2 separate regions of the Mus musculus genome follow, and region 1 is linked to region 2. Evidence: chromatin loops called from intact Hi-C (ENCODE). Cell type or tissue: left cerebral cortex. All regions are shown on one strand. Links, peaks and the distances in the headings refer to the core of each region. The heading gives the core; the rest is flanking DNA.

What was found. Peaks named below come from ENCODE experiments on the same cell type or tissue, not always from the same donor. Only the 100,000 strongest peaks of a DNase experiment are listed, where the experiment ranks them.
Region 1: it touches region 2 in a loop (8-fold over the local background); 16 of 42 quality-filtered maps call a loop at or near these places.

What each region holds. Positions count from the first base shown.
Region 1 is chrX:157,599,433-157,603,830 of GRCm38, forward strand. No RefSeq gene overlaps it. Among named protein-coding and RNA genes, the nearest start is that of Mbtps2, 2.9 kb to the left of the region's middle. In left cerebral cortex, for the core only: a CTCF peak has its summit at 2,248 (motif pointing right); a DNase peak (open chromatin) is centred at 2,246.
Region 2 is chrX:157,487,004-157,491,401 of GRCm38, forward strand. The region is part of intron 1 of Sms (spermine synthase); the gene reads right to left. Among named protein-coding and RNA genes, the nearest start is that of Sms, 3.1 kb to the right of the region's middle. In left cerebral cortex, for the core only: no CTCF peak of the experiment used is centred there; DNase peaks (open chromatin) are centred at 474, 2,018, 3,124 and 3,921; H3K4me3 peaks cover 645 bases; H3K27ac peaks cover 84 bases.

The DNA of each region.
Region 1 (4,398 bases), core at 169-4,168, 110 kb after region 2:
ATTTATTTTTAATGTTGAATTCTGCGTAAATAGAACCACACTGTTAAAATCTGGATTATTTCGCGCGACATTTTGTTTTGTAAGATTTGTCTATATAACTGGTCTTTATTTTAAGACAGGGTCTCACTATGCAATCCAAGCCTGGCATTCACTATACAGAGTAGGCTGGCCTTGAACTCTCAGAGTTAACCTGCACTTAAGAGTTGTGCATCAAAAATACCTGGCTGTTGATTAAAAAAAAAAAACAAAAACTTTCATCTAAGACTTGAGGAGCCGGGCGTAGTGGCGCACGCCTTTAATTCCAGCACTCGGGAGGCAGTGGCAGGCAGATTTCTGAGTTCGAGGCCAGCCTGGTCTACAAAGTGAGTTCCAGGACAGCCAGATCTATACCGAGAAACCCTGTCTCGGAAAAAAAAAAAAAAAAAAAAAAAAAAGACTTGAGGTTTGGGCTATTGCTACATATTGGAGTTCTAGACCTGGAAAAATGGCTCAACACGTAAAGGCACTTGCTGCCTAACCTGACTACCTGAGTCAGTCCCAGGGGGACAACATGATGAGAGAAACAGCCCTTGCAGGTTTTCCGTTGATCTACTGGCCTATAAAATAGGTTAGATGAAACTTTTAAAAATTGGAGCACTGACCATCTGTCTAGTGAACTAAAGTGTAGTTCTCAGCCTTGGTTGCACAGTACCTTCACCAGGGGCCTTTAAAGTCCCCCTGGTTTCTGGAGCCTGGACCAATTAAATGAGAAGCTCTGTGAAACAGACCCAAGGCTGTATCATTTTAAACGCAGTCCCATCTCTGTGTCCCCAAGTACAGATCCACCTAAGGACCCAGGACTTTGATACTCTGAGCTACACCCTCTAGCCATACGGCATTCTCTCTTTTTAAAAACAAAGTCTGTAACCCAGACTGGACTTAAAGCTCTACATAGCAGAGGAAACTTGTCCTCTTTTCTCCAATTCCTGAGTGCTAGGATTGATTACAGGTGTACACCTGTACCATGAAGCCGGGATTCACATAATCTATTAGCTATCCATAGGCTCTTGAAAAAGAGTGGTTTTGGTTTTGTAGCTAAAGTCGCCTTCAAGTTTCTGTAAAGCAACGTAGAAAATTGTTCTAGTATACAAGCCATAGGCGTTGTCTACAGTGAAGCTAGTTGGAAACTTATCCTTGATTCTCAAGAATAGGTGAACTTGGAGGCCTTATTTACGTATAGTCCTGCTAACAATTTCTCTTTTTTGGTTATATAGCCTGACTTTTTACTTGGTTCACTCAAATGGAACTACTAATCTGTAAACACCTTGATCTTGTGGCATAATGGGGTATTGTATTCTATGCCAAAGCTGTTGAGCAAGCACTGGAGTTAGAAAAAAAAGGGGGGGGCACATCGTCCGTTCAGTGACAGGCGCAGGGCACAGAGTTTTCCTTACGTTTTAATTACTTGGTAATATGTCTCTGGCTTCAGAAGTGACTCTGTTTTACCTCTGTTTGTATACATGTGTTTATGTGTTTTTATAAATGACTTGGATTTTTTTAATGTAGGTGAATATGCTATAAATGTTTACATTCAAGTACCCTGTGAATTCATAACTTTTTATATTTTCTTGGTGTTGTGTTAACCTTTGAGAATTTCTGAGGTGTGAATGCTAGCTAGATACTTACAAAATCTACTACTTGGAAGCTTATTTTTATTTTATACTTTAAATTTTAAATTTTAATTTATGGTAGTAAATTTTAAATAGTTAAATCTTTTAATCCCTCTAACAAAAAAAATGACAGGGATTTGGCCAAAATGAAAAGTTAAAATTATACTTACTGCTCAAAATTTCAAAAATTAAACACGGTTGAAATTTTATCTCCCTACTATTTTCCAAATGTTCTTTTGTATAAATGTGTTAGAATTTGTACTTCTGAATTTCTAAGTTTATTGGTACACTTTATTTTTTGATTTGACCTTTGTTTGCTTTCTGTAATGGCTCTGTAGTTTTAACCTTGTTCCTTCCTGGGAGGAGGCCATTAACTTAACAATGGAAATAGTTTCTTTTTGTTAGCCCAGAGCTTTGTCTGGACCTTGTACTAGGACAAGAACAAGCTACTGCGTGGCTATCTGATAACCCAAAATGTGAAGGAAATGAGTTGATTGTGATTTTCTGTTCCCAGCTTAAAGATTGAGTTCTACATCTGAGTTGATTTTCCCACCAGGAGCACAGAAGTCATAACAAAGCACTGAATTGCCTCCTGCTGGCTGCTGGAATTTAGCTGTAGTAGCAGCCAGCTGGTGGCAGCAGCAGAAGCACGATGGGAGACAGAATGGCAATGAAGGAAGCCCCGATGAAAAAAGAAAAAAGATGAAAAAGGTATTTTTCAGTAAAATAAACCTGTGGCTTAATTGGCAAAACATTTTGGATTTCTGTCAAGGAACTGTATTAAATAAAGGACACATAACTGCGCTTTTATTCATAGAATTTTCATTTCTTACAATATTTTTAGAGGGACATCAAATATGTATTTTGGCTGAGTGCAACCAGCTGCATATTAAAAATTGATACTTGGCTGAAACAGAGTATCAGTATATTTTCTAACTTCAGAGATAAATATATATGAAATATAAATTTTTAAAAGTTGTATAATTTTAAATTAAAGCATTGATATTCAATTAGTTATTGAAAAATATATTAATATTTTCATTTTTGTTAAAAATGTTAATTTAATCCATATTCAGAAACTTGTAAAATAAAAGGTGACAATGAAAAAATAATTTAGAAAGTTGTACAAACAACCACAGTTATTATTTTCCTTTATAAAAGTATTCCAATAAAACAAAATAAAAACACAAAAGTCAAATTACAGATTTTGGTTGTAGTACCTTCCCTGAGTTTCTTTGTAAAACATCAAATTTAAATAATGCCATTTAAAAATGGACCTAAAGGCCTTACCCCTCCTCACTGCCCTGGGAAATGCATTTGACATAAGAGGCTGCACCCACTGAAATGGCCTAGAGCTGTGAAATGCCAATCTGCCTGTGTCTATGCCACAGGATAACCTCACGCACTGCAGCACATGACCTTAAAGTACTAACAGTTTATCTTGACCTGCTATTATGTAACACATGATACTGTATACCAAATGTAGACCAATAATTTCAGTTATTAATAAATATTATATTTCTAAGTGGGTTTAAAAAGTATGCAGCAAATTTTGGCAACAATATAGAAATAATTATTTTTCCATGTGAAAAATCTTACACAAACAGGAGTCAGTAAATCACCTCAATCCACCAAATCTGTGTCATAAAAAAATTAAAAATAAAATGTCACTAGACCTACCTAGCAACATAAAGCAGAACAAACAAGATTATGTGCTGAGGCTTGGGTACAGGCAATCTAATTCCCAAAGCAGTGGCTGTCCCCTTAGCCTTTAACAAAATCAGCCCTATTATGTGTCTATTTGCTCTGTTTAAATCCTATGTATATATGTATACAAGTATACATTACTGTGTATGATCAAGCACTCAATTCAAACAGCCAAGTTTAATCAAATTAAGGATAATGGTTTACTTGAAATTAAAACTTTCTCTTTCCAATGTACTAAGTTATTTGCTAGATGAAATATTATTTTCTCATCAAGTGTAGAAAAAAAAGCTCCAGATATGTGTTTCAGTCATTCAGGTAAATACCAAAGAGAGATGTAAAAGGTCTGAAACCCTGTACATTTCTATCACAATGAAACTGAAAACTCATTTTAGCAAAACCTAATTATCATTAGCTTCTGAGAAGCTAACGGCCATGCACTGTAAAATGCAGGGGTGAAACGGCAGCTCTAAACGTCCTAGGACAGGTACAGACATTCCTACTATGTATTAAGTGTATGAACGACAGATGGATGGGGGTCTCAGGCACAGAAGAGGCTTTTTATCTTGAGACAGGAAAGCCCAGGTCGGCCTTGAACTCCGGATTCTTCTGCCTCAGCTTCCCACATAGGTTTTCATTTTTTAAGAGTTGTACACTGGTCCGCAGAGCCATCCATGTGTGTATGGGGTGGAAGAATCTAAGATCAAGACCATAGTTACAGGCTTGACTATATAGACTAGATACCTATGGGGAACAATGAATTTAAATTCTTTTTTTTTGTTTTTTTTGTTTTTGTTTTTGTTTTTTTAAGACAGGGTTTCTCTGTGTAGCCCTGGCTGTCCTGGAACTCACTCTGTAGACCAGGCTGGCCTCGAACTCAGAAATTCGCCTGCCTCTGCCTCCCAAGTGCTGGGATTAAGACCATATGCCACCATGCCCAGCCAAATTTAAATTCTTTATGAAACTTTATAAAGTCCCTGTCCTGTGTACATAACACCCCTAATCTAGCCTCTTTTAAACTATTCAAGTATGGTTCTGGGAACTG
Region 2 (4,398 bases), core at 110-4,109:
AGCTGCTGGACTCTGAACCTCTGAAAAAGCAGTAAAAACTCTTATTCTTATTCTTGTTGTTGTTGTTGTTGTTAATTTGTTTTGTTTTTCAAAGACAGTGTTTCTCAGTCTCTGAGTAACATTTCTGACTATTCTAAACCTAGCTCTGTAGACCAGGCTGGCCTTGAACCCCAGAGATTCTGTCCCGCGTGCTGGAATCAAGCATCTGAATTAACCCAAAGGAAGATGTTTATGATGGAAATTTAAGAAACACCATTTAAGAAAGTTCATCGTAGGGTAGAACCAAAGCTTTCTTGCCCAGTCATCAGTCCCTCAAGGCTCTAAGGTTAAAGCCAAAAAGGCAGAAATCCTTTGTGGAGGAGAAATGTAAAGGATGAGGTGCTGGTGAATCAGAAAATGGCTAAATATAATCAGGAATGGCTAAAGCTTGACAATTTATTTTAGCTACTGGAGTCACACAAAGAAGGCACGGCTCCACCAGAAAGTAGTTCACCCAGGCAAATTAGGAGAGCCACAAATTTACATAGGCTCAACAGGAAGTAATCGCCAAGCACTAAACAACCAGCACCTTGGGGGAAGGTGGAGCCTTCCGTAACAATTTGCATGCAAAATAGATGTTTCCAGGAAGGACCTGAGGAGTTTTGCTTATCATACTAATAATTGAAATGCCTTTAGCCAGAATTTAGGGCAATTACCGGTGTGGGCACTACTGAAATTTGTGGGCTCTAGTAGGCCTTTTTAGGTATCTTTAACGTGTTTATTAGAGTAGCTATAGCATAGCTACAGTCTTGTTTTATTTAGAGACAGGGTCTCAGGAATGCAAGGCTGAACTCACTATGTAGTAGAAGATGGCTATTAAAGTCTAATCTTCTTGCTCCACCTAGTAAGTGCTGGGATTGCAGGCACGGTGGGAGGAATCAACACAAGACTTGTGTATGCTAGGTAAGCTGAAGTCTCCAAGCCCATTTCTCCAGAAACCACCACATTTCCCTCACACTGTGGGGCATGGAAAAAATACCCCAATAGGCAATCACTACCTTAAAAAGTAAGGGATTTGGCAATTAGGACAGCAGCAAAGGCCTTGCAATCAAATAGGTAATCTCACATAAAGGTTGTCAATCTCAAAGACGATAGGGGAGGCATGAGTCGTCCCATCATTCAGTTTGCAAGAATATCTTGGGTTCAAGGCTCCACTGCACAAGCTCCTCTTCCCTCCCCAAATCTGGAAATCTCAATGGGCCTAATTTATTGATACTTAAAATGTGGACTAGGCCTGCCAAAGGCGCACAAGCATGCTTCAAATGTGTACTTTAAAGCAGAACCTGGACCTGGTAGGGGCACTCCAAGTAAAATAAAGGTGTGGGCGAAGCCACACTCTATTAGCATCTAGGGATTCATTCACTCAGGGGCCAGTAAATCCAACCCAAAGGGCCTTTCAATTTGAATGGGTAAAAATACACCTATATTTTTTTTCACTGAAAATCAGCACGTTCTCCCACTTATGTCGACTACTCACTCCTACCTGTTATAACCAATGAAATCAAATTTTTTATACTTCTACTCCAACAAGCCAGGAGAAAATATCACATCCTACCCTCTACATACCCAGAGCCTTGATTAGGGGCTGGGACCAGAACAAGAGTATGTCCTCTACCAGTCCCCAAGATACTCAGGACTAATTTATCCTTGTTGGGTTTGAGCTGGAAAAAGAAAAAAGGAATCTCATGTTTCCTGAGATCAACACTCCTCAGAATTCAACACTTCACTTATAAGATGACCAAAGATGAGATTTGTTTTAGCAAAAAACAATTTTCTGAGTTCCTTCATCAGGCAGACGGATTAAGTACTCTCTAAGTGGTTAGGTTGCAGGTAGTTTGCCTTGGTAACTAGGTTAGACGGAACTGAAACAATAACATGGCTAAGGAGTTCCAGTTTAATTCCACTAAAATCACAGCATGGAACTGCTCCATTAGGAAGGATTACCAACAAACAGGAGGAGGAGAACATGCATTCAAGCTCCGCAGCCATTTGACTCACCCTTGAGTCACATCCAATACTTCCATGCCAAGAGGAATGCCTTTTGACTCACTATCAACAATTAAATGTTTTTAGAGACCTCACACATGGAGGGTTTTTTTTGTTTTGTTTTGTTTTGTTTTTGTTTTGTTTTTTTTAACCAAGCACCCCTTTTTTGGAAAGGAAGGGAATTTAAAAATCCTTGTGATGTAGTCAAAGCACCCCATTTTTAAAATATGGATGTGGATAATAAGGACATGCCTTAGTCTTCATTTAATGACAGAACACTTTAAGAACTCCAGATCTTACATACATTGACTTATACACAACACCTGAACACAGTGGCTTTTTTTTTCCTAAAAGGTTGTCCACTGTATCATCAAAGTTTTCTTTGAGTGGGTGGGGGCGGGGGATCGAGACAGGGTTTCTCTGTATAGCCCTGGCTGTCCTGGAACTCATTCTGTAGACCAGGCTGGCCTTGAACTCAGAAATCCACCTGCCTCTCATGTGCTGGGATTAAAGGCTTGCACCACCACTGCCCAGCTAAGGCACAAAGTTTTTCTTTGTATCATTAGTGCAATCCTTGAGATAGGATCTCAGTCTATAGTCCAGGTTGGCCTTGAACTCTCCACCCTCTGCCTCCAGGGTATTGGGATTACATGAATGTGCCACCTTGGGTCCAACTCAAAGGTTTCTTGTTTCTTTGTTGTATTAAGGATCCAACCGGGTTGTACTAGATTTAGATATAAAATCCAATTCAGTCTCTGCCTCTGGGTGCTGAGATTAAAGGTCTGCCAATATGACTGGCTTTAATTTTCTTATTTTTAATTAGGAGCAAAGTGTGAGTTAAAACATTAACAGCTAATGCTTGTCTCTTTTGGAGGAGGGGAGGGTCTAAACAGGGTTTCTTTATGCAGCCCTGGCTGCACACCAAGCTGGCCTCAGACTCAAGAAAAGATCCACTTGCCCTCTCTCAAGAGCCTTCCTTCGAGCTTTAAGTGTGTGCTCACCCTTTATTCTCAGTGTTTAAACTAAGCTGAAGGTTTACTCTTCAGTGGAAGGGCTAGAATTTCTCTGACCCCATGCTGAGCTCACTGTCCCTCCAGCCTACTGGAAATGGGATGCTAGAGATAAAATTCACACCTTCCCAGCTGGGAGGCCACAACAGTTGCTTCACATTCCTCCCCCACTAAACTCACGGTGCTAGAACTCCCATTAACCAATCAGCCCTGTAAGCTGCCAAGATAACAGTAGAACCTTTGTGATCCTAACACACTCCTCCAGCTCCACCACCCAAGTACCACCTTATTCTCTCCCAACTGTCTCCCTTGCTTCCATCCTCACCTAAGCAAAGTGGGAAGTGAACGGTGTTACTTTTTTTTAAACTCTATTCCGACCACCCAAGCACACTGGCTTACCTAACAACCCTCTAGTTCACCCGACCACAGTAAATGCCCTGAGTGTGCACTGTCCCTTGCTTCTTGCTTTCTCTCTCTTTTTTTTTCTTCCTCCCCGGAAAAAAAAAAAAGATGAGGTTCCAAAACGTTAGGAGATAAACCCAAAAGGCCACCCACAGAAGAGAATCAATTAGAAGAGGCAGACTGAAATCCAGGTTTTGCTCCAAATCCCCCCGATTTTATTTTTTGTCTTTACATTTATTGATCTTGTGAGCTCCGAGATCTTTTAGGATTGGAAGAAAAAGTACAAAGTGTGAGCTCAGAAGTTCAAAAGCAATTAAGTCGGTGTTAAAAAAAAAAATCCCGACAGAAAAAGCAGAGTGGAATCCACGTGTTCCATTAATAGAGAAACCAGAGAAAAGGGAAGACTGGGGCACCACACTATGTGCGGGATGATCTGGTAAGTGAAAGTCTGCCGCAGTCGCACGTTTAAAGGCCCAATCATTCCCGCCCACTGCGCCCATGCTTGATTCTCTCAAAGAAAAGAAGCCAGCAGTACATCCATCCCTACCCTTCAAAATTCCATCACGCAAAAAAGACTCTCCCAACCATTTCTGCCGAGACCAGGCTCAAATATCTGAGCCTCCAGGATTAGGGGTGATGGTGATGGTGGTGGCTCTAGTTCCCGCGCCCAGATCTCATCCCTCCCCACCCCCAATAATAATAATAATCGTTTCCTTTCTCTGCCCGCCGGGTCCCTTTTCAGAGGATCCTTCATCTCCTTAGATGACTAAAAAAAACCTTGCAAGCGCTGAGTGGCCCTGGTCCTCCTTCAACCCTCGCTGCCCTTAAGGGGAACCCCCCGACACACACACCCAAGAGGGAAATTCAGCAGCCTGCCAGAACAGGAAAAGGTGGCGTGGGCAGCGGTCCCGCGCCGCACACACCCCTCGCTCAGGCCTGCCTCGCCCGCCGTGCCTCGAAC